Regions from separate parts of the Mus musculus genome. Here all the other regions are linked to region 3. The links are chromatin loops, found by intact Hi-C in ENCODE. Cell type or tissue: heart. All regions are shown on one strand.

Region 1 (8,000 bases), 120 kb before region 3:
AATGACGGGAACTCTCCTCTCTCCTAAGCCCACTGTTTTCCCAGGGAGAAGCCCAACTAACCAGGGGAAGAAGGAGCCGTGGTAACAGCCTGGCTGCCCTAGCCCAGCCTCCAAGCCATTCCTACTGAGGACACAGTTGAAGCTTCACCTGCTTTGACCAGCAGCTACCCTGACCCATACCAGGATGGCAGTGCTATCTACTAGCGACCACGCCCACACACCCCAACAGCCAGTAGCAGTGTGGGCACTGGCCATGCAGAGGACCTTACTCACTGCTAGAAGTATAAATAAGAAGCAAGAGATGAGGGAGGTGTCTCTGGCCAGGCAAAGGCCAGTAAAGAAGCTGGAGGCAGGGCTAGTGTGGGCATGGGCTGGGACTTCCTGGAAGTCACACCCAGCCTTTTGTTTTTATCCTTTGCTCTGAGGCCTTCCTCAACTTTGCCCCATCTTTAAGGGTCCACCCTGGGGCCCCTTCTCCCAGGAACCTCCAGGGAAACTGTTGGGTCAGATCCTGGTTTCTGAGGCAGAGGTGGGACTTGATTAGATGATGTTTGAGAAGAGCTGCATCGCAGGCCGGAGGCCAGCACAGCTGCAAGGTCTGGGCCCTCATAGCATACAGGTGGACTTCATAGCCACAGGTGGACATTATAGCACACAGGTGGACTTCATAGCCACAGGTGGACATTATAGCACACAGGTGGACTTCATAGCCACAGGTGGACATTATAGCACACAGGTGGACATCATAGCACACAGGTGGACTTCATAGCCACAGGTGGACATTATAGCACAGGTGGACATCATACCACACAGGTGGACTTCATAGCCACAGGTGGACATTATAGCACAGGTGGACTTCATACCACACAGGTGGACTTCATAGCCACAGGTGAACATTATAGCACACAGGTGGACTTCATACCACACAGGTGGGCATTATAGCACACCCATCGACATTATAGCCACAGGTGGACATTATAGCCACAGGTGAACATCCTAGCACACAGGTGGACCTGGCCAGGGATCTGGAGCAGGCCCAGTTTGCCCGGCCTGCCCAATTATCCAGGGTGGGTTGTGTCCAGGGTGTCAGCCTCAGGAGCTCGGTGTTAGCACAGAGAGTAGTTGGGAGCCATAGCAGGTTCTAGAATAGAGGACCTATTCATCTGAAATTCTGTTCATCAAATAATTTCCCTTGACTGACAGCTGGGCCTCTGAATCACAACAAATCCATGCAAAGTGCTATTGCAAATAGTTTCCCCTGCTCTATAAAGGTTGCCCTCCCGGGGATAGGGACACAGTAGCTCCTTTATTCAGTCCAAGGTTACAGCAAAGAAACAAAAGCACATTGCATTTTCTCTGTCTTCTGTTCTTTTCCTTCCCAAGCAGCAGAGAAAGCTTTTGTGCTTACCTTCCTGAAGCTCTGAGGGGCTACAGGGCCTTGGCCTGCATCTGACCCCGGCCCCTGTTTAATTGGCCCCTGCAGGAGCCAGGCTGGCTAATTGGGCCGAGCCAGGACCACAGGGCTGGAGCCTGAATGGGCACAGAGGTTTGTAGAGCTTTCTGAAAGATGCCATCTAATTTCCTGCTCCTGTGCCCTGCCCCCAGGCCTTGCTCGGCTTTACCCAGCTTTCAAGGCTCCACTCTGGGTCCTCCTTCTCCAGAAAGAGCCTGTACCCTGTAAGCCAGCATCAGCTTTCCTCCAGCATGTGGCTCAGAGTCCTGCCTCTGCTGGTTGCAGTTTGGAGCTGACCTGACTGACCCTTGCCTTCAGGCCAGGGAGTCCAGGGCTGCTGTTCAGGGGGCTGTAGAGGGGACAGAGCTCTCCCCAAAGTGATTCTGATAACCCTATCACAAGGATCCTTCCCGTTGGTCACCTCCTTATTCCCCTGCTTTCAGAGAGAGGCTGCCTGTGATTGTACCCATGGGCCTTCTCTGATGCTGTCCGCTGACTGCCAGAAGCCCCGTCCTCTGTTTTCTTCCCCTCATCTGCCTTCTTCCTTCTCTGGGTTCTGAGTGTGGGCTCTAGTGGCCTGGGTTAGAACCGGGACCCCCATCAAAGGTTCCTGAGACCAGGATCAACTAGGAGTGGTGTCCTGGCCCTCCCCCACCTTACCTCCTACTCAGGCTGGCTCTGGGAATGCCTCTGCTGGTTGCCTGGCAACACACCCTTACACACCTGCAGCTTGAAGGAGCTGACCCATCATGAGAATCAATGGGTATGGGGGCAGACTTACAGAGCGGCTGTCAACTAGGCCCAGGGCAACCTTGGGAGCTGGAGGGGCTGGGTCTCCTGGCTCCCCCATCTGTGCAGATAGCAGCTCTGTTACCCAGTTTGGGTCCTCGGGGACTGTTGCTACAACAAGTGTCTGCTTGGTGACTGGGGCTAGCCCTGAAGCAAGCAGGAGGCAAACCATGGGGCCTCTTTCTTTTGAACTGAGGCGGGGGACCCTTGGATGGGGTGATAGAACAGGCTCACACATTGCCAGTGAATTGCAAGGAAATGACAGGCCTAGAGAGGGCCATGGGGGGGGGGGTGTCCTTCAGGACCTTAGGCTTCTGATACTGCTACTTAGAAACCTTCCCTATGCCCTGTCCTCCAGCTCTGTCTTGTCTGATTGTCCCCTTTGTCTGTCTCCTTCTTATGGCTCTTTCACCCACTGGTCTCGCCCTTTGTCTCCCTGAATCTCGCTGTACTGTCCTAGCCGTACCCAGGCCCCAGCAACCTAAGCTGGGCTCACCCTCCTCCCAACAGGCACAAGGCTCCACACCCCACCCGTGACCCCAGAGGCCTCCAGCTCTGTTTTCCTGACGGCCTGGGCAAATTCCTTTCCTTTTAGTTCAGTGCAGACATGGGTGGATGTTTTTGAAAGGAACTCTCTAGGAAGCAAAGGAAAACAAACCCAAACACCCCAACCCAGTACCTAGAAACGCAGGGTCCCAGAGGCAGGGCTCTCTACGGCAGCAGCCAGCCACGTGAGCTGCCTGAGCTGTACAACCCCCTCCTTGGGTCGATCGGGGAGGAGGGTGGTGGCTGTCACTTGTTAGCCTGTCTGTCCCAGGCATTCGTGGATTACAGCTTTTCATGATAGGACCCCATCAGCAACCAACAAGATGCCCTGGCAGTAACGGATGACGTAAAGATGTGGTGCTGGTTTAACAAATGCATAGATGACTGTAAGGATTCTCTGGAACCTCTGGGGTGGTGCAGAATAGTCTGAGTCAGACACCTCTCCTTCAGAATTGCTGTCCACAGGGGCCTCTGGCCCCTGTCAGTATTGCTGATGTAGGCTGGACTGGGGAAAGACTCACTTTTTCTGGTTTGCTGGCTTCATTTCACACACACACACACACACACACACACACACACACACACACACGTAGCTCATATTCACCGGTCCTAGTGAGACGGAAAGACTGGGCTCTGCCACTAATTCCCTCAGACAGGCCACCCAACATCTTTAGGCCTCGGTTCCATTCTGCGAGATGGTCCCCACATCACTGCATCCATCGAATGGGGTGATCAGGGGGCAGCATGTTGCTCTGATGCTCTGGGTACACTCCATGGCACATAGGAGTGGCTCCAGAAATAGGACTTCTTCTTTGTGTCACTTATGGGGGACTCTGGAGGGCCCCATACTCTCCAACAGGGAAGAGAATGTGAGACTTGATGTGTGTGCCTCCCAGGAGGCACCATATATAGGCTTAAAACCACCCCAATCCATCTGTTTGGCTTCTCCCTTGGCTGCTGCCTCCATTGGTGCACCTCTCCCTCCCACAAATCTAGGGCCAGAAGCCTAGGAGGAGGGCACTGGGCCACTGGTGGCTGCCCCTCTCCAGCAAGCCTCTAGCCGTTGTCCCAGAGGGGCCCCTTGGACCCCTTGTCTGCTGCACTGCCAATCGATCAAGTGTTCTGCCATCCTCGGACGTGCCATGAATTTTTCATCAAAAGCCTGTAGACTTTGGGAAATGCACAATTAGAAGCACCATCAATAATGTACCACGTGGAGGCATCCACAGGGCGCAGCCAGGCCCCAGACGTGACTGTCTTCCAGTCCACTCTGGCTAGAGACAAGAGGCCGGCCCTGAGTGCACCCTTGGGGGCCCAACTTTGGATACAGAACAAGTACAGCTGCTATGAGAGAGGCAGCCACACCCTTGGCTGCTTGAGCCAGCTCCTGGGAGCCCAGGCCAGCCACAGGAAAGACTAGCCTGATTTGGGGTGTTCTGTCAGTAAAACAAAGGCGGACGGGTACCCCACAGCTCATTCCTTACCCCATATAGCACATACGATGCCAGACAGTTATAGGAAGACTTTGGTCTGGTTGATTTTGTTTTTTGTTTCTGTGGACCTAGTGCGTGGCTTATCAAGGCCTTAGGAAACAGCAGTTGAGAGGCAAAAGTGCCTCCCAGAGCTAGGTCAGTACTCTGACAACTCCCAGGTCAGAAAGCTGTGCTGTAGGCATGATAAAGTGATGCATACCTGTAATCCTAGCACCTGAGAGGTAGGAAAGGCCGCCTGAACTACACAGAGCTCCAGGCCAGCCTGAAATACCAAATGGGATCATGTCTTTAAAAAAAAATTATATATATATATATGCTGAAGGCAGAGACAGTCTATTCAGAAAGAACAGTTCAACAATACTACCTCATTGCTTGGCTGGTTCTCTGGGAGGCAAGCTGGAGGCAGTAGGCCATGGCCTGGCCTGTCCCCCACCCACCCAGAGGAGCTGTCCCACCCTAGGCTCCTGGGCTGCCCTTGCTCAACAGAGTTGGACATGGCTTCTTTGACCCTTTCCAGTCCTGTGAGCCCAAAGTGGCCCTGTTGTTGGAGTAGGGACCCATCTAATCCAGGCTTTGGGGAGCAGAGCTGGAACCAGGAAGGAATACCAGAACACCTGTGCTCTGAGGTCACTGGGTGTGAGAAGGGGGTTCCTTGGCAGGGCTAGGACTCAGCCCGCTGGGGTCAGGATGGGGTGAAGGGTTACAAGGACCTCAGGCCAAGTTTAGCTCACCAGGTTGGGGAGCTGGGGTGGAGAGGGAGGAGGGGGAGGGGGAGAGGGAGGGGGAAAGGAAACAATGCCCCTGTCTTTGGTGATCCTAGATTGACCTTCCCTGAGAGTCGCGGCTGCAGGAAGAAGGCTGCTTGTGTCTATTCTGCAGCCCACCTGAGAGGGATGCATGGCCCAGAAGCTCTTGATAAGGACACATGAAAAGCACAGATGGTGCCAACAAGTGCAAATTAATTGAGCAAAGCCTGCGTACACAGGCGCTGTGAACAGGCGGCTGACAGGAGGGGAGGGGCTGGAGGGGGACAGGGCAGGGAGCAGGGAGAAGCCTTAACGAGCACTTATCGATGTCTCCCTGGATCCACAGCCCAGAGCGCGGTTATTGACAAAGCCTGTCTATAAATCTCCCAGCCATGTCTCCAGAAGCCTTAATTACGGGGCCTCATTACCCTTCACACCTCTAGGCTCTTGGGGACCAGCTTGGACAGGAATGGCTGATTCACAGCAGCCTTGCTGGGCCTTCCCGTGGAAGGGGCCCAGGTTGGGATGCCTGGGTCAGGCTGGGGCTATGTGTCCGGAGGAGCAGGCGGGGTTCAGGCTCCTAGGCTAAAGAAAGGACGTGAAAGGGATTTTGCAGTCAGAGAGCTCTAGATTCATGATCCAATTTGTCCAGTTACTGTTGACTCCAGGAAACACCTCACCTCTCTGTGCCTCAGTTTAACTCCTATAGAGTGAGGAAAGGGTTGTAAGAAGATTAAGTCTATCTGTGTCCAGCATGTACCATCTGAATGTAATGCTGTCTGGCCACAGTCGGACCTTGGGGGCTCTTCTTTTGCACATCACATCAAAATATGAGGAAATCGCCCCAACCACAAAATGATGGCCCAACCTCTCCCACTCCTGGCTGACATAAGGACCACTGCAGCCTTGCCAGAGACAGGTTTGGCTTCACTCATTCGCTCCTGCCTTCTAGGTGTGAATTAACAAAAGAGTAATTACATTCACTGAACTGTCTGTCCCTTTCATCTGCATCACCAGCTGCAATTACAGGCCTGGTCTTTCCCACCACAGTCGGAACCCGGAAGCTCTCTCCACCAGCCAGTCAGCTGACCTGGAGGATAGCAGCTGTGCTCCTGTGGCGAGCAAGTCACCCACTTGCTCCTTTGCACATTCTCTTTAGGAGAGCATACAGTCCAGGCTTTAATTGGAGGCAATTTTACCCCCTCCCCTGAATTATTCTTGTGAAGCTGTGTGATTGTGGCTTCCTATTCATTGTCCCCAGGAGGCATCTGACCAGAAGAGAAAGCCTGGGTTGGGGCTGTGGAGGGCAGGAAATCTGGAGGTCTCTGCCTGGTCTCTGTCTAAGGAAAGGAGCTCTGGGTGCATATCTGAGCCTTTTGGAGACTCAAAGATCCCCTTGAACATGTGCATGTATGTATGTGCCTGTGTGTGTGTGAGTGTATGTGTATGTGTGTGTGTGTGTGTGTGTGTGTGTGTGTGTACTGGTGGATGCATTGAGGTGACAGGGGCTCAGGTGTCATGGGCAGCTGGTGGTACAGTATGTGAGACCTGGTCCCCCTGAGCTTCCGTCAGCCAGTCTTGGGTCAGCTGACAGGAGGACCCAGGAGGTGCAGACTCAGAACAGGCATGTCTATGTCTGCCCTGTAGCCAGAGGACTTAGCTCTCTAGGATAGCTACGGAGGTGGCTCAACATCAAACCATACACTTACTCAAAGCATCATGGGATTTTTGGGATATGTATTTGTATATATCACATATATGTGATATATATGTATAAAACTTGTTTCTACTTCTTGAGTCTGAGTTTTGTAGAGAGTCAGACACGCTTGCTCCAGGGGCTTTCTCAGAGAGAGGCTGGCACACCTGAGAGATTCTTGGGTAACTAGGTGTTCTGTCTGAGTATGGAGCATGTCCCACACACCTCGCAGACTCCACCTGCACTGTCTCTTGAGGGCTCTGAGCCAGTACCCTTCTGATTTCACAATGCTCAGCTTTCCAGCCTTTAGCCCAGGCCCCGTTGTCTCAGCCCTGTGCTGTGGAAAGCCTCCAGTTCACCTGGGCTATCCACAGCCTCACATAGTGCTTTGGTTTTTGGTGTCCTGGTCGAGCTTCCAGAAACCTGTATCTACCTTGGCCTGGTGAGGCTTCATCCCAGGGCTCAAGGGTCCCTTGAGAGCTCCTTCGTGCCTGGCCTGTCACGTAGCCTCTTCTCGTCACTATCCCCTTCACACTTCACCCTCCCTATCCCTGAGAGTCTTCCTGCAGGAATCCCTAGCCAGTGTTAGTCCTGTGTTGGTTACTTTGTCAATTTGACAGGATCTGGGATTACCTAGGAGACAAACCTCTGTCACATCCGTGAGGCAGTTTCTAGATTAGGTTGATTGTGTTGGGAAGAATCCCCCTAACTATAGGTGGCCCCATTCCACAAGCTGGGGTCCTAGGTAAATAAAACAGAGAAAGGAAGTTGGGTGACATCACTCATCTCTGCTTCCTCACTAGGGATGCGACGTGACGGGTGCTTCCTGTGGCCGTCCACTGAACCCTCGCCGTCCGTACAACCCAGGTTAAACCCTTTCTTCCTGAAGATGCTTTTGTCTGGATTTCACACAGCAACGAGAAATGCAACTGATGCATCAGGTCCTGTGGTCTTTCCAGGCAGGGAACACCCAATGGCATCTGGCAGTGACCGAGAGGGGCTGAATGGGTGTCTTAGTTAGGTCTCTACTGCTGTGATAAAAGCATTGTGGCCAAAAGCAGCTTGGGGAGAAAAGGGTTTATTTCAGCTTACATCGTCCAGGGAAATCAGGGCAGGAATTCAAGGCAGAAACTTGGAGGCAGAGCTGATACAGAGGCCGCGGAAGAGTGTTTCATGAAGGAGGCTTGCTCAGCCTACTTTCGTATACAGCTCAGATCACCTGCCCAGTGGTCACTGCCCCCTGTGGAAGGGTCTTTCCATATCAATCATTAATCAAG
Region 2 (8,000 bases), 67 kb before region 3:
GCCTGTTTTCTCAGGCCTCAGACCTAGTCCAGTCTCAGCAGGATAGGACTGGGGTTTGGTACAGAGGAGGGGTCCAGCTACCTTGAGCCCTAAGTTGTAGAAAAATGTAATCCCCAGCAAGGCCTATACCTCCCCCAGGGTGCAAGAGGAGTGTGTCTGAATAATTGCAGGCCTCCAAGCCTGTATCACCTGGGGCTCCCACCCCAGCCTCATGAGAGGGGCCAGGTCCAAGCTCATCTGTGAGTGGGAGGGAATGAGACGCTTCTTGTCTTTTTATTTTCTTCAAGGTCACAACTTAGGGAAAATGCAATATCTGCTTCCCACAGGCTGCTGCTGAGGGTTAGAGATGTGGGCAATCGGCAGACACGGATGGAAGCTGAAGAGCATGCGTGCGCATGCACAAGGCACACGCGTGCACACACACACCACACACACACACTCACACACGGATTGCCTTGTATGTACATACACATTGTTTCAATTTGTATGCCCCACTATATACCCATTCTCTCCCCTGACACTGATCCCAGTATGCGTGTGCATGTGTGTACATGTGTGTATGAGTAGGCACGTGTATGTAGAGCCTAGAAATTGACTGCAGGTATCTTAGTTCTCTCTCCATCTTTTTTGAGACAGGATCTTTCAGAAAAGATTTGGTTAGACTAGCCAGCCAATAAGGCCCAAGCATCTTCCTGTCTCTGCATCCCCAACACTGGGGGTACAGGCAACATGGCTTTTTGCATGGGTACTGGGAGTTGATCTGAACTCAGGACCTCATGAGCGTTCCACTTGCGCTTTACTGACTGAGCCATGCCCATCCCTCTCCTCACTTCCCTGGCAGTCTGCTAGCTTCCTGCTGCCTCCGCTGTTTCTCCAGGCCCATCTGAACCCATCTCCTCCATCTGTCCCACAGTCCTTTGGGCCTCCCAGTCCTTTCAGAACTTCCAAGAAAAACTACACAGAAGGTCTGGCTTCTCAATCCCAGGTTAGACCACCAGGGAAACAAAGCAAAGAGAAGGACATCCTTTCAGTCTGTTCTGGTTGCTGGGGTCCTGACAAGCTTTCATAGGACGAATAGGACCAAAGTAATGTTCCCAGAAACGTGGGGAAGGAAGCACTCAAGCAGGCTCTGAGAATAAATGAAGGACAGATCTTTATACGGGTACATGGTAGACCAAAGGCTCTGCTACCCTTCAAAGTGGTCCACCATGATTCTGTTGATACTCACCTGGAGAAACTAGGAAGACAGGTTCAGACTAGATGTTCTGGAGGTTAGCTTCCAGGACCAGACAAGCCCCCCACTCTACCCCACCCACAGCCTTCTTCAAGTCAGCCCCTGAGCCAAGGACACCAGCTTCCTCATCTTCTAGAAGGCAAGTGGCAGACAGACTCCCAGGTCTCAAGCCTCCTGTAGGCATTTGCAGCCTGAAGACCTCTCCCCAAGGTCAAGGAGCTACAAAGCCTCTACAGAGGGGGTCAATGGCTGTGTTCTTACCCCTGAGCTTACCTATCTTGGCTAGCAAGGAAAGATTTCTGGAGGAGGCAAGGCTCACAGAGATGTCCCCAAGAACAGGACCCTTTCCATAGGAAATGCTGGCAGATTCCGAGGTCAGGAGCCAGTTCAGGGCAAGTCACAGGGTGGGCAAACTTGGGCAGTCAGGTGTTTGGACCTCCTGAATGAGCCCTTTCTGGAGTTATCTTTATTCCAGACCATATTCAGGGTCCTTTGAGGTCACATAGCGGAAAGGAAATCCCTGATTCTTTTGGACTTGGCTAAGCCCCAGTGTAACTGCTGGGCAAAAAGCTGCACCCAGGGAATCCTTAAAGAGAGAGGGGCTGGGCTGGAGAGATGGCTCAGTGGTTAAGAGCACTGATTGCTCCTCCAGAGGACCTGGGTTCAATTCCCAGCAACCTTTTCTGGTGTGTCTGAAGACAGCTAGAGTGTACTCATAAATAAATAAATAAATAAATAAATAAATAAATAAATAAATAAATAAATAAATAAATAAAGAGACAGAGAGGCTGCTCTGAGACAAAGTCCAACCCAATGCCCTTTCTCATCTGTCTCTCATTTCAGACTTAGCAGGGAAGTCACACCCCTGCTTCACTCATCTTTCTTCCGGCTCCAAGGCTGTTCAAGTCCTTGTGGATCACCAGAGTCTGTCATTTGGAGCATAAGTGAGCTGTTATCTTCTGCAGAGTGATGGGCTCTCATCTTGAGTTTTATTGATTAATTGCAGACTAATGAACCATCACTAATTGCTGCTTACACCTAGTAGGCTTTTATGCTGATTACTAATTACCCCTGGTGGGTGTCTATCCTGGTTAGGTTTTGTCAGTCTGACATAAACTTGGACATTCCTGGGAAGAGAGAATCTTTAGCACTTTCCACCGTGGGCAGTGTCATCCTTGGGCAGGAGGGCCTGGGTTGCATAAGACGTGGAGCTGAGCAAGTCAGGGAAAGCAAGCCAGTAGCAAGCATTGGTTTCTGCTTCAGCATCTGCCTTAAGTTCCTGCCTTGGCTCCCCTCTTGAGGGTCTGTAACCTGTAAGCTGAACTTAGCCCTTTCTTTTCCAAGTTGTCTTTGGTCATAGTGTTTAAGGCAATGTGGAAGCAAGCTAGGATCACCTCCACTCACAGAACAGCTGCCCGGAGCCAGGAAACTACAAGCTGAAGGCTGGTGTCCCCTGCCAACAGAGGACCTACCTCTGCCTTAGCTTTGGAAACAAGAAAGGGCATCTGGTCAAGCCTTAACTCTTTAAAAGGTCAGGCTGGGTGTGATGGTGCATCCCTGCGATTCTGGCACTTGGAAGGAGAAGATTACAAGTTCGAGGCCAGCCTGGTCTAAATAGCAAGTTCTAGGCCATCCAAGGCTTCATAGTAAGACCTCACCTTAAAAAGCCAGAAATGAGTGTGCCACGACCTGGAGAAAGAGCCCTTCCTGCCCCACTGCTGCCCTCTTCCAGACATGCTCACTTCTGCCAGGCAGCAGAGTCCTCCAAGCTATATCTCAGGAGTCTAGTGCCCTGGAGAGAGCTCATGCTGTCAGGGGCTGAAAGTTCATCTCAAACTGAGCCCTCAAGGGACATGTGCTGAGCTGATGGGGGGAACATCTGGAAAGAATGCTTGTAACTACAGTCTAGGATGGAGGTGTCCCAGGACAGCCCCACTTTAACCACCGCCACCAGCTGTGTTTACAGCTCTGGGACATAGGGAGGTTCTCACTGAACAAAAATTTGGAGGCCCTGAGCCTCTTGAGTAAAACCATATGGAGCAGGTGTGGGCAGGAAACCAGGCTGATGGAGTCCCAGGGCCCTCTCAGGATCTGCTCTGCAGCCTTGTCTCTTTCCCTGGGGGCATCCTTCTGGAAGACAGAGGGTCTTGATGTCTGCTGGAGTCAGTGGTCAGATGGGAACTGTTACATCTATCTGTCCCACTCCACGGCAGCCCACCCCCTCAGTCGAGTCTTCCCCTCTGCAGGGCCTCAGCCTTCTTGCCTACTGCAAGGGTATGATGCCAAGCTCCACCCCACAGATGCTGAGGCAGGTCACTGTGAGTCAGCCTCTATCTTCTCTGCTTAGACGTTTTTCCACTGGAGCTCCTTGGCCAAAGGCAGAGGCAGGGAGGTCCAGGTCATAGGCTAGGTCTCTAGGCTGATCACTGTGCCTCTTTGGAAGGCTAAGTTAGGGCCTTGATGCCAATGGCCCTCTTCCAAGAGGGACAAGGGCTGCATAAAAGATCAGTGTGGGTAGTTTAAAGGACTTTAGAGTTTGGAGTCCTGCATCCTTGCTTGGGGACCTATTAGCCTCATGACCTCTAGGATCCTAGAAATGCTCTGAGCTTCTGGAAGCCTGTGTGTAAGATGGGGTCTGAAGCCTACACTCTCTGGGCATGTTTGTCATTTACTTCTAGTGTCCTTCCCAATTAGTCACATGGACAGAGCCAAGATCAGGCTCAGTGTGGGCCAGGGTCAGGGCTCAGTCCTGACTCTGACTGTCTGGCCCTGACCTGCTTCTCCCTCTCAGCTCAACTAAGGCAGGCCTGGCCACATGCACAGAGGAACCACCCAGGCTGGCCCTGTCCCTGCTCATTAGCTCGGGGCAGCAGGCAGCCAAGGTAGCAGCTGCCAACACTGGCAGTCCTTCCCCAGACTTTGGCCAGGGGTCAGAATCTATAGGCCATCTCCTAGTGCTCCCCCATCCGGCACTCTGGGGTATCCCCACCTGTCAGGACCACTGCCTTCCTGGTCCCTGCTGGGCTGTGACTGACAGGTCTCTTTGTGCCAGGCTGGAAGATAGATGCTGGACAATGGACAAGTTAGGGGAGTCCTGGGGCCCCGGGCACTGACCCAGCAGACCTGGGTGTGGAGTCTGCCTTGTGTAATACAGCTAGGGCTCTAAAGAACAGAGTTTCCAGGCTAGAGAGCAAGCCAAACTACCAGACTTGTACCAACATGAAGGCCAAAGCTCATATCATGTCCATGGAAAGACTGAGACTTGGAAGCCGAGGGACTGCTTGGCAGTCACACCAGGTCGGGGCAGTGGGCCAGACTCTGGCTCTTCCTGACCCTAGTTTGACATCTCTCCACAGCTTTTTCTGCTGGGTCTCACGTGCCCAGTGTGACTACTGGCTGAGGACTCCCTTACCCTGCGTCTTGCATTAGTCCTGCCAGCATCACCCAAGGCTCTTCAAATGCTCCCACGTGAGGTGTTCAGGCCCAGAGAGGTGAAGCAACTTTCCCAAAGTCACACAGCAAGTGAGAACAGCATCGTATCCATCCATCCATCTATCCATCCATCCATCCATCCATCCATCCATCCATCCATCCATTACTAGCTTCCAGCTTCCTACACTCCATGGGATTTTGTAACAGGGAAAGAATGAGAACAAGACACCTACTGGGTGCTCATAGAATCAGTGGGACCTGATGAACAGCAGTGAATAATCCCATAGCCAGAGCTGTGGAAGTCTATAGTCCAGTGGAGGATGGGAGGAGGAGATGCTGGCCTGGGAAACCAGGGGGCTCTTGTTTGAGGAGGGGCTCTTGTTTCTTGTTGGAAGAGGAATGCAAACCCTTGGGGTAGGAGGGAACAGTGGTTGTGAAAGAACTGGGGGGGGGGTGTAATTATGGCTGGAGCAAAGATAGAAAATTGGGGTCATGCTGCTGAGAAGCTGGAAGGACTCAACCATGTTGGGCCTGGAGTTCTCTTTATCCTGAGAGCAGTAGGGAGACATGGGCTGCTATGATATTTTGATGCCACAGTAGCAAAGGGACACCTGACTTAGGAGGAGGTTGGCAAAGGTGTAAGATTGGATGTACCAAGAGAAGGTGGGCAAACAATTCAGTGGCCTACCAGGAGGTGGAGACCTGTGGTCAAGTTCAAGAGATGAGGAGGGCTTTGGCTCTCTTAGCTGCAGATTGGATAGGGCAGGGTGTGATTCTTGATCCCAGGATAGCATTGAGAAGACGTGGAGAGGATTGGGAGTGTGTAGCCATGGAGGAGACCGAGGAATTTAATGCTGTGTAGGAGACATGAGGAGCAGGGCCAGAGAGAAATCGGAGAGTAGGGTATCCTGGAAGGCAAGAGAAGAAAGGGCTCTGAGACAGTGAGCAGTCACCAGGGACTGGCGCCACCGGGAGACTTGTTTTACACAGAGGATGTAGCCCATGAGGGACTCAAGAAAGAACTGTTGCCAGAGTAGTGGGTGGGATTGGAAGGTGGCTTGGACAGAGACGGGCAGAACCATAAAATAAACCACTGGATCTGTGCTAGGCAGCTGTGCCTGGGCTGGCTGGGGCTACTGAGGAGTGAAATGGCCTGAATCTTCTGTGGTTCCCACTAATGAACAGATGTAAGAGTAGTTTGGGGCTTCCTGCCCCACCCACCACCTTGGCTATAAACCTGCCTGCTGAGAAAGTGAAAAAGTCAAAAAGGACAGGAGTCTGAAACAAGGTCTCAGAATCCCCATGTGAGGTGGGCCAACATGGCTGTGCGGAGGGAGCAGGGTAAAGCCAAGCTGGATGGCTAAACTCGGGACATCAGAGCCGGGGTAAAAATGTTTAGAATACGGAGTTACATATGTGTATGTATTCTGGTCTTATTGAAGTACAATTGAAAAATAAAAATACATATTTGAAATGCATGCCATGATTTGACATACCTACTATGAATGAGGGCAGGTAATCAAGTTAAAAGACCCACCCTTTCACGGTTATCCTTTTGTGTGTACGTGGTATGTATATAGTTGCACACTGTATAGCAGGTCCCCAAATGTATCTACCTTATAGCTGGATGTTTGACCTCTCTGACAGAACTCTTTAATTGACATCTCCCAATTTTCTTCATCCTCAGACCCCGGCGCTACCTCTTTGTTTCGTGAGTTCAACGAGATTCACATTAAGTGAAATAATGTGGTATTTGTCTTTCTGTGCCTGGCTTATCTCACTTAGTGTAGTGTCTTCCATGTTAGAGGAAGTTACATATGGCATGTCTACGTGTGTGCACGTATAAATGTGCACATACACAATGATATAATTAATTAATTACTTGTGTGTTCATAGGGCAGAGTGGTGCATGTGCCATGGTGTATGTTCAGAGGACAGCTTACACGAGTCAGTTCTCTCCTTCCACACGTGGGTTCCAGGGATGAACCCAAATTGTCAGGCTTATGGACAGCACTTTCACCTTCGGAGCCATCTCAAGTGCTCCAGGGCTGGCTGCCTCTTACCTTCCTGGTAATAGCGTTCTCAACAGGATTGGGAGGGATGGCCTTCAAGTTCCGATTTGCAAGTCTGTGGTAATTAGTATACTAGTGTGGAGCACCTTCTCCTACACCTGTCTCTCAGTTGTATACCTTTTAAGTTACTATTTTATTTTATTGAGACAGTGTCATGCAGGAAGGGCTAACCTTGAGTTCACGACAGAGCCAAGGATGACCTTGAACTTCTGACCTTCTTCGGTGGCCAAGTGCTGACCTGACAGGTGTGCACCATCAGTGCTGGGTCTGTGTGGTGCTGGGAATCAAACTCAGGGCTTTGTGCATGCGCGCTAGGTAAGCAGTCTGACAACTGAGCTACAATCCTGGTCTGTTAGTGTGGCTTCTCTGGGAAAGTATCTGTTCAGGTTCTTTGGGTGTGTGTCCATAATGTGTGTCAGTGTGTGTGTGTGTGTGTGTGTGTGTGATAGTGATGGTGATTAGGGATCAAACATATTCCAGGGCTTGGAATATGTTAGGCAAGCACTCTACCACTGAGCTATACTCTCAGTCCCCTTTGCTCATTTTGATTTTGATTTCTTTGTTTTGTTTGTTTGTTTGGTTGGTTGCTTGGTTTTTGACAGGGTCTTACTGTGCAGCCCTGGCTTGCTCAGAACTTGCTTTGCAGACCAAGCTAGCCCGAACTCTCTGAGATCTGCTTGCCTCTGCCTCCCTGTGGCTGGGATTAAAGTTGTGTGCTACCACAGCAGAGCCTTTTGAACACTGAGTTGATTTTCTGCTCCTGGGATGTGTAAACTCTCCCTATGCTTGGGCCGTCGACTCCTCATTAGATGCGCAGTTTGTACATGCTTCAGACCGGTCTGTTTCATGTCAGTGGTAGCTTTCCTCTGCTGTGCGGAGCTTTTCAGCTTCTTGTCACCCACTTGTTTATTTTGCTTTTGTTGCTTATACTTTGGATGTCAAATTAAAAAAAAAAATCCTTGCCAAGACCAATGTAAGGATCCTAGGGAAACTGTTTACTCCTAGGTCCTAACAGTTTCAGAGTTTACATGTGAATGTTTATAGTTAAAAAGAAACATATTGAAATATTCATATGAGGAAAGGCTTCAGTGGACTTCTTCATTGCATGCTTTAGGCTTTAGTGGACTTCACTGCTTGCTTTGTTCTGTATTGTAATCAGACCTGGGAAGGCATCAAGTTCTTTCTAGGGTTTAGGGAGCAGCTCTAGGGTCTTGGGAATTCTTGGTCCTCCCTCTGGGATTTCGACCTGGGGCTTGGAGTTA
Region 3 (8,000 bases):
GCCAGGCAAGCACTCTGACAACACAGTTACATTCCTGGCCTGCCCTTTGTCATTTGAGTTCTGACACACTTGAAACCCAGAGATGGGCAGTAACTTACCCCAGGGACACAGCATATGGAACCTGGCTCCATCCTGGTGCTTTCTCTCAGACGTGAAGACATTCTTGGCCCTGGCTGGTTGATGCTGACAAGGACTGGACATGAGCTGCAAGTTGGAGGAGCATGAGGGAGAAAGGAGGCCCCACATGTGGACACTACTATGGGAGAGGGGCTGGCCAGCTGCCAAACTCACAGCTGCTACTCAGACTCAATCTCTTGCCTTCAGTCTGCTGAGCTCAGCAGTCCTAGGGCTCTGGAACGAGGCCAGGCCTTCCCCTGAAGGTCTTCACCCCTATGAGCATACATCCAGTCTTTAAAGGTGGGGAGTAGGGAGACCCCTCTGACCTAGCACAGACAAGGAGTTCTGCAGCATCTCTGCTGGCAGAACTATTTACATCCTCGCTGCTATGACTAACCTCCAACTCTCAGTCCTACCTCAGGTATCTGAAGAGAGAGCCTGGGTGCACTGTGTTTTCCTGTCTCCTTCCTCCTGTCTTCAGTTTCTTCCTTGTGTTCTGTCCCCTGCTTCCCCAACCTTCCTTCAGTCTCCTTCCTTCCTCTTGCCCGATCTGGCCCCAACCATATACATCTCTATTCCTGACACTCTTCTTAGGGCTACAGCCCAGGCCTTCCCACCACCTTACAAACCCTTTACAAAATGCAGAAAGCAATGGTTAAGTTTCTGTCTCCCTCATCCCATGGGCTAGTTTGAAGACAGTAAATCTGCAGCTTGGTACATGTTAAGGCTTAGTAATGAGTCTGGGCTCCCCTTCCATGCCACATATGTCCTCTGGTTCTTGTCCTGTGTTGGCACAACTCTCACATATGGCCATCCCACCCTCTGATAAAGAGTCTTTGATCCCAACAGAATTCTAAGCAGATGAAAGCAGAGCATCAGAAATGCTGTTTGTTTATTTATTTATTTATTTATTTATTTATTTTTCTGCTACCCAGACTGGCTAGCCTCTTCAGAGGAGGAGGGGGAGTAAGTGTCTCAAGAGGCAGGCACATGCTGTGGGGCTTGGGGTGAGAGGAGAGAAAGGCCCAGTGAGGGATGATTTCCATATCTCATCAGAGAGCATCTAAAAACAGGAAAGCTTTTAGCCTGCCCAGCCATGGCCCGTGGTACCTCCTTTCCAGATCCTGTACTGGCCACTCCAGACCCCCTTCTAGCCCAGCCCCAGTGCCCACCTGGATGGCCTCCACAAGCTCTTTACCTCCATGGCTAGAACTCTCAAAGTAGGTCAGGTTAAGACATTGTTGTTGCCCTGTTAGCAGGCTGCCCCTGCTAGGAGCACAGGCAATGCTGTTAGCAGCAACTAGCACTAGAGATGATGAGTTTTGGGATATAGTTCTATCCTAGCTGCTAGTTCTGAGCAGATCTGCAAATTGGAGTAATGAGCGGCCTGGATGAGCTTAGAAAAGGTGATAGGAAAATGTGAAGTCCCCAGGCTAACCTCAGGCCTCACCAATTCCAGACCTCGTGGTGTTAAGACGGAACATTGGCAGGAACGTGATCAGGGGGAGTTAGGAAGGCCCTGGAGCTGCTCTAGCCAACCAGGGCAGGGTGTAGTTAGAAGTAGAAAAAGGAGAGAACAAGCAGGCTTTGGCCTAGCAGAAGTATGCCAGAGAACTGCTGCGCAGGCCTCCCGTCTGCTGCTATTGCAGCTTCTGGGGGCCCAGCACGGCTGAGGTAAATGATAACCACGTTGTCTTCCGGTCCGGATGGCTGTACCTCGTTGTCAACCGTATAGCAGCCCTTGCCCTCCACTGCTTTGCCATGGAACTTGTGCCCCACAGCATCCTCTCCCCCCTCACCTGGGGTGGCCAATGCCACATTTACAGAGCTTTCGGCACTGCCTAGCTCATTGGTGGCCAGGCAGCTATAGGTGCCCTCCTCCAGCTTGCCAAAGTCAGGGATAAGCAGGCTGCCATTGGCAAAGGCCTGGAAGCGTGGCTGCCCACTGGTTGCAAGGGCACCAGGCAGGGCACGTCCATCAGTGCCTACATTAGGACTGGCGATCTCCACCGTGCCGCCCGGGGTGTGAATGTGCCAATGGAGCTGGGGGACTGGCTGTCCATCCACGTCACAGTGGAGTGCCAGCACGAAGCCAGGCCGTAGCTCTGCTCCATCTTGGCTGGGCTGGTAGCTTAGTTGCACTGAGGGAGCTGAGCAGGGCAGGGGTGGCAGGCGGCCTAGTGGGATACCCTTCAGGACGTGGGGTGTAGTACAGGCAATGTTGTCCTGTTCTGGAATAGACACCGCTGAGGCCAGGGCCCATGTCTTGAACCACACGATGCCACAGGTGCAGTCGAAAGGGTTGTCATTGATCTGCAAGTGGGACAGCGCGGTGAGCGGTGCGAAGGTGCCCTCGGCCAACGCGTGCAGGCGGTTGTGGTTGAGCTGCAGGGAACGCAGGGCGCTGAGGCTGCTAAAGGCGTCCCGAGGGATGAAGGCTAACTCGTTGCTGTCCATCTTGAGCAGCTGCAGAGCGCTGAGGTTGTGCAGGTCGCTCCAGGCAAACTCAGAGAGGAGGTTGTGGCTGAGGTCCAGACTCTTGAGATGGCTCAGAGGGGCCAGAGCACCAATAGCCACCGAGCGGATCTCATTGTGTGCCAGCCACAGCGACTGCAATAGGGGCACTTCCCTGAAGGCTCCCTCCGGCAGGCCTGGCAGCCTGTTGGCTGACAGGCTCAGTGTGGTCACATTGGCCGGGAAGCCCGGTGGCACACCCTCTAGGTCACGATAGGCACAGTCTGCAATCTGGAAGCCATACTTCTCCCCACAGTCACAGGGCTCTGGACAAGCTCGCACCAGGTTCAGGAGAACAGCCCAACAAAGCAGGCACAGTGCCCGCATGGTACGTCCTACGGGGAAGGGCATGCCACCCGGGTGAGCCTAGGATTCATAGAAAGGAGTTGTCCCTCCTCAGATCCCTGCCCAAACTCTCCCCGTTAGAAGGCCCTGTTCCACATAACCCAGCCAGAATCCAATACCACCTAACCCACCACCCTCACCCCAACAGGAGAAGAAACCGAGGCCCAGAGGAGGGCTGGGACTTGCCAAGGTCGTGTGTGCAGTCAGTCAGGATGAAGACAAGATGGAAGTGGACCCCAGCTTCTCCTTTGCACACAGCTCTTTCTGCCTTGGCCTGTTCCTAGCTGACTTTATGACTTGAAATCTGTTTTCCAGCCACCCCCTTCCCCCCGCACTGCACAGAACCTCCCTTCTGCCCTCCCACATCCTGGCTACAGCTCCTCCCACTAGAGCCCCCCATAGGTATGTTTTGCTTCCCTGGTCCAGACAAGGCCCCTTGTGCAATGCACACACACACCCTCCACCCCTCCCACTCTGTGGCCTGTTCTGTTCAAACTATCCCAGGCAGCTGCCTAAATAAACCAGCTAGGACCTCTCAGCTAAGGCAGGGGGGCCAGAGGCTCAGCTCAAATGCAGCTGGAAATTCTGGGGTTGAGATTGTCCAAGCAGATGCTCTGAGCAGGAGCCTGTTCCAAGTCCCTCAAACCCAGAGGGATGTGCTAAAAACACACCCCTAGCTTCCTCGCTCCCAGCCACGGGGGCCCCTTCTTTCCTGACTTACCTCCAAACTGTTCTTCTGAAGTCAAGCTTAACAGCTTTTAAGATGGAACCAAAGCATCTAAGGACTGGATTGCTCGCAAGTCCACAGGACCAGGACTGCTGGAGGAGGGGTCTGGCTGGTTTGCACACCCGGCTCAGGGTGCACGGGACAGCTCTAAGCAGGGCTGCGGGGGAAGGCTCTGTGCTGCTAGACTCCTTTCAACAAAATGAAACTGAGTTTCAGCAACAGGGACTCTGCTTCATAGCTGACACTAGAAACTGGACAGGGAAAGAGGCCAAATTTGGGGTTGTTCATGTGTTCTCTCTCTCTCTCTCTCTCTCCCTCTCTCTCTCTCTCTCTCTCTCTCCCTCATCTCTGAAGTTCCAACTTCTTAAAGTCACAGCACTATCTGTGTAGGACCCAAGAAAAGATGAGGCCAGAAAGTTGGGTTGTTTTTGTTTTTTTGGCTTTTTTTTTAAATAGGGGAAGGGTGAGAAACTGGATTTCATGGAAAGTGGGAAATTTCTAACCTCGCTTCCAACAAGAAAAAAAAAAAAAAGCAGCCCCTTCTTCCTGCCTGGCTGTGTTGGTGTTTGTGTGTGCTGTTGTGTGTGCACTGTGGGCTTGGTGGTAGTGGGGAGTGGATGGATGTCACTGTGTGTGGATAAGTCTGTATATTAGAGATATGCAGTAGGAGATGTGTGTGTCTGTGTGGGACTGTGTGATGGTGGTTTGTATTTGGACATGAATTAGTCTTTTCGTGAGTATGTATTCCTGTGTGTCTCTCTTAATGTCTGTCTGTCTGTCTGTCTGTCTGTCTGTCTGTCTGTCTCTCTCTCTCTCTCTCTCTGTGTGTGTGTGTGTGTGTGCTGGGGCTTCTTGTTGGAAAACTGTAAGGACCAAAGTGTAGGGAATAGCCACCAAGCTCTAACCCCTGGTCGAGAAGCCAAAGTGTTAAGCTTTTTTTTTTTTTTTTTTAAGTAAATATATCCTGAAGTCTGAGGCTGTTGGGCAGGGAGCTCCCAAGGCAGCAGCCCAGCCCCACACTGAGTGGGCTGTATGTGCAGGCAAGATGACAGAGATGACAGCATGCCTGACAGAGAGCAGAAATCAGCCTTGGCAGAGGTGTCACTGGCTGGGGATTCTGAACACCCTGGCTTGCAGACAAAGAGGTTCCACGGTCCAGGACCCAGCACTCAGAGCAAGGCTTCGGGGCCTCATCTCAGGAACAGTCCCTGTGGCTCAGTCCCCTTGGTGTTGAAGTCCTGTAACATGCTAGACAGTATGGTGAGCGTTGCTACTTCTGGAATCTACCATCCCACACTATGTGAAAGGGGCAGCTACATCCTGTGGGGCGGATGTGAGACCTTTCTCTCAAGCATAAAGGACCATGGGTAGGAATGGATCGAGGAAAAGGTTCAAGTCAAAGGAGCTGGAGGAGAACTGAAAGACACCTCCTAGCATGGACCCCTCTGCCCTCCACAGACTATACCTGTCTGTCTCCCCCCTCCTTGCCCTCGCCCATGCTTCCTCTTCTTGTCTGCTAACCTGATAGACTCTGCTTGCCCTCTCGGTGAAGCCAAGGGGAAGTGGGTATTGTCATCGGTGAGAAGTGTATGAGGAGCCCCACCACGGTTCCTTACCTCCCCTGCTTGTCATGAAGCTGTTGAAGACCCCAGAGTGTTGCTTGCAGACACCAAGTCTGAAGCTAGGGAAGTTATTATAGATTCCTTTAGGTGTGCCCTTCTTGCCTCTCCTGCCCCAGGAAGCCTTTTCTTCTACCTTGCTTACTGTGTGGGAGAGTTTGGATAAGCAGAGCCTGGAGGCTTACACACATTCAGATTCAACAAAGCAGGGGGGATCTGACCCCAGGGTTTGTCAGGGGCAACTCACTTGTGACTAGGGCCTCACTAGGTTTCTCAGAACACAGACACACACACTCACTCACTACACAAAGCCCATACCATCAGCCCTACCTGAAGGGCCCTCCAAGGAGCTCAAAGTCCCCACTCTCCCCTACTTCTCTAAAGTTCACCCAAGGACAGATCAGCCTCAGTCCCTACCCCTTCTGCTGTGACTGTTTCCTTCTGGCACAGATGATACCAACCAAGTGGCGCACACCTTTATTCTTGGCACTTGGGAGGCAGAGGCAGGCAGACCTCTGGGAGCTCCAGATCAGCCTGGTCTACAGAGTTCCAGGACAGCCAGGGCTGTGTAGAGAGATTCTGTCTCAAAAACAAAAACAGAAACTAAAACTAAAAGGAGGAGGAAGAGAAGGGAGAGGAGGAGGAGAAGGAGGAGGAAAAGAAGAAGGAAGGAAGGAAGGAAGGAAGGAAGGAAGGAAGAAGAGAGAGGAGAGGAGAGGAGAGGAGAGGAGAGGAGAGGAGAGGAGAGGAGAGGAGAGGTGAGGTGAGGAGAGGAGAGGAGAGAGAAGAGAGAAGAGAGAAGAGAGAAGAGAGAAGAGAGAAGAGAGAAGAGAGAAGAGAGAAGAGAGAAGAGAGAAGAGAGAAGAGAGAAGAGAGAAGAGAGAAGAGAGAAGAGAGAAGAAGAAAATAAAAACCACCTCATCCTCCAGCCTTCTGAGGTCCCTAAGTCTGGGGTTGGTCTCCTCTCTGTTGATCTCACTGCTTGCCCAGCCTTTCCTTTCCCACTCTTGCTCTGACCTGCAGCCATTTGTTCTTCCATGGCTAGATAGATGCCTTGTCTTATAGGCTGCTGTTGAACCCAGAAGTCCTTTGGTGTATGAATGAGTTGTTGGGTCATCAGGTGCCATAAAGGAGTATTTTAGGGTTCATCTGTTCTCCTCCCTGTGGCCCAAATGAGGACTCTAGGCCAGATGGGAGGAGGGATGTGCCCAAGGAAAGTTCCTTACAATGAGGACATTTCAGGGAAGTTTGTGTTCAATGCCAGGGAGCCAAATTTTTCGTGGATGGGAGGGCCTCACTAGCTGTCCCAGGAACAGCAGGCCTGACCTCCTCATTCCCTACCAGCAAAGCTTTTTTTTTTTTTAAAGATTTATTTATTATTTTATGTAAGTACACTGTAGCTGTCTTCAGAGACACAAGAGGGCATCAAATGTCATTATGGATGGTTGTAAGCCACCATATGGCTGCTGGGGTTTAAACTCAGGACCTTCAGAAGAGCAATCAGTGCTCTTAACCATTGAGCCATCTCTTCAGCCCATCCAGCAAAGCTCTTGATGGCAGCCAATCCCTAGTCCCTAGAATCCCATTTCGGAACATCCCTGGAGGCTGAGGGCAGGAGAAACAAGTGGGGTGTGGCCCACCCAAGCAGAAGAGACTATATGTGTAGTCACAGGTAACTCAGCATCAGCCCAAGTCCAACTAAGGCTGCCAGGGTACAGGGTGCCTCCTCTGCCACCAGGGAGACAATGAAACAAGGGCTAGGTCAGAGCAGGTGCCTCTCTTCCCAATCTCCTCCCAGCCTGGTGCTAGCTCCCTGCCCACCACTGGGGCCATCCTTGCTCAGGTCAGAGTAGGCCCTGGGAGGATACCTGAGACCTTGACTGTCACCCAGAGGCTGGAGACTGGAGAGCCTTTCTCAGATCCTCAAGCCCCCTGAGCGATCTTAGTCTTCGGCAGTCCTCAAAGGAGGGGCACTGAGGAAAGGAAAGAGGAAAAAACAACCCATCTTCTACCAGCCCAGGGTCCTGCTCCCAGGGTTCTCTGACAGCTTGCAGAGTGGTCAGCCCACTGCCCTGCTTTGCCTGCTGGCCTTTCTAAGATCAAAGATCCTCATTGCTACATCTAACAGGTCTAGTAGATGGTGACAGTTGGTCTCTAAGGATGGGCTGGCGCTCACTCCCCACCCCACCCCCACACACACACTCCCCAGCTTTTCCTTCTTTTTCCTTTCTCATTCTGCAGACTCAACCTTCTCTCCTGCTGCCCTCCCCTACCTTCCCTTTCCTCCTATCCCACCACCTCCAACTAAAGCAGCCAGTCCCACACCAACTGCGGCTGCTCAGCCAGAAACCCTCCAGTCCAGGGAGGCCTGTAAGGGGCCACTGCACCATGCCAGGCCACGCCAGCTTTTCCTGGAAGGCAAGAAAAGAAAAACCCCAAACATGGAGGGGTGTGTGTGTGTGTGTGTGTGGCACAGGGGTCAGAGCCTGCAGGGAGAGAAAGATGGGGAGAAACAGAAACCCAAGAAGTAGCAGCCAGTGAACTAGGGCGGGGAGCTGCAGAGTGAGGCATAGGGTATATGTCAGGGGAGTGGGGTGGCGGGAACCCAGGTGGAGAAAGGAAGCCATGAGGAGGCAGGCGTGGAAAGAGATGAAGACAGGGCTAGAGTCTGAAATAGA

Evidence for each region. Hi-C counts contacts between places; a loop is a spot of excess contacts. Peaks named below come from ENCODE experiments on the same cell type or tissue, not always from the same donor. Only the 100,000 strongest peaks of a DNase experiment are listed, where the experiment ranks them.
Region 1: a loop joins it to region 3, with 2.2 times the contacts of the local background. A loop is called at or near these places in 8 of 42 quality-filtered maps.
Region 2: a loop joins it to region 3, with 2.5 times the contacts of the local background. A loop is called at or near these places in 3 of 42 quality-filtered maps.

What each region holds. Positions count from the first base shown.
Region 1 is chr9:58,039,730-58,047,729 of GRCm38, forward strand. The region is part of intron 11 of Ccdc33 (coiled-coil domain containing 33); the gene reads right to left. Gm16130 (predicted gene 16130) reads left to right here. Exons shown (of 5, transcript NR_168941.1): 5 at 7,527-8,000. Among named protein-coding and RNA genes, the nearest start is that of Gm16130, 11 kb to the left of the region's middle. In heart, no CTCF peak of the experiment used is centred here; DNase peaks (open chromatin) are centred at 2,872 and 4,092; H3K27ac peaks cover 1,487 bases; H3K27me3 peaks cover 1,798 bases.
Region 2 is chr9:58,088,608-58,096,607 of GRCm38, forward strand. All of the region lies in intron 4 of Ccdc33 (coiled-coil domain containing 33), which reads right to left. It also overlaps a transcript of Stra6 not described here. Among named protein-coding and RNA genes, the nearest start is that of Ccdc33, 26 kb to the right of the region's middle. In heart, a CTCF peak has its summit at 4,205; DNase peaks (open chromatin) are centred at 3,234, 3,574, 4,094 and 4,454; H3K27me3 peaks cover 3,269 bases.
Region 3 is chr9:58,155,265-58,163,264 of GRCm38, forward strand. Islr (immunoglobulin superfamily containing leucine-rich repeat) reads right to left here and starts at 3,290. Exons shown (of 2, transcript NM_001195431.1): 1 at 3,163-3,290; 2 at 1,000-2,966. The coding sequence starts at 2,958. The coding sequence ends at 1,672. In heart, no CTCF peak of the experiment used is centred here; DNase peaks (open chromatin) are centred at 277, 3,467, 3,857, 4,767 and 2 weaker places; H3K4me3 peaks cover 867 bases; H3K27ac peaks cover 4,107 bases; H3K27me3 peaks cover 513 bases.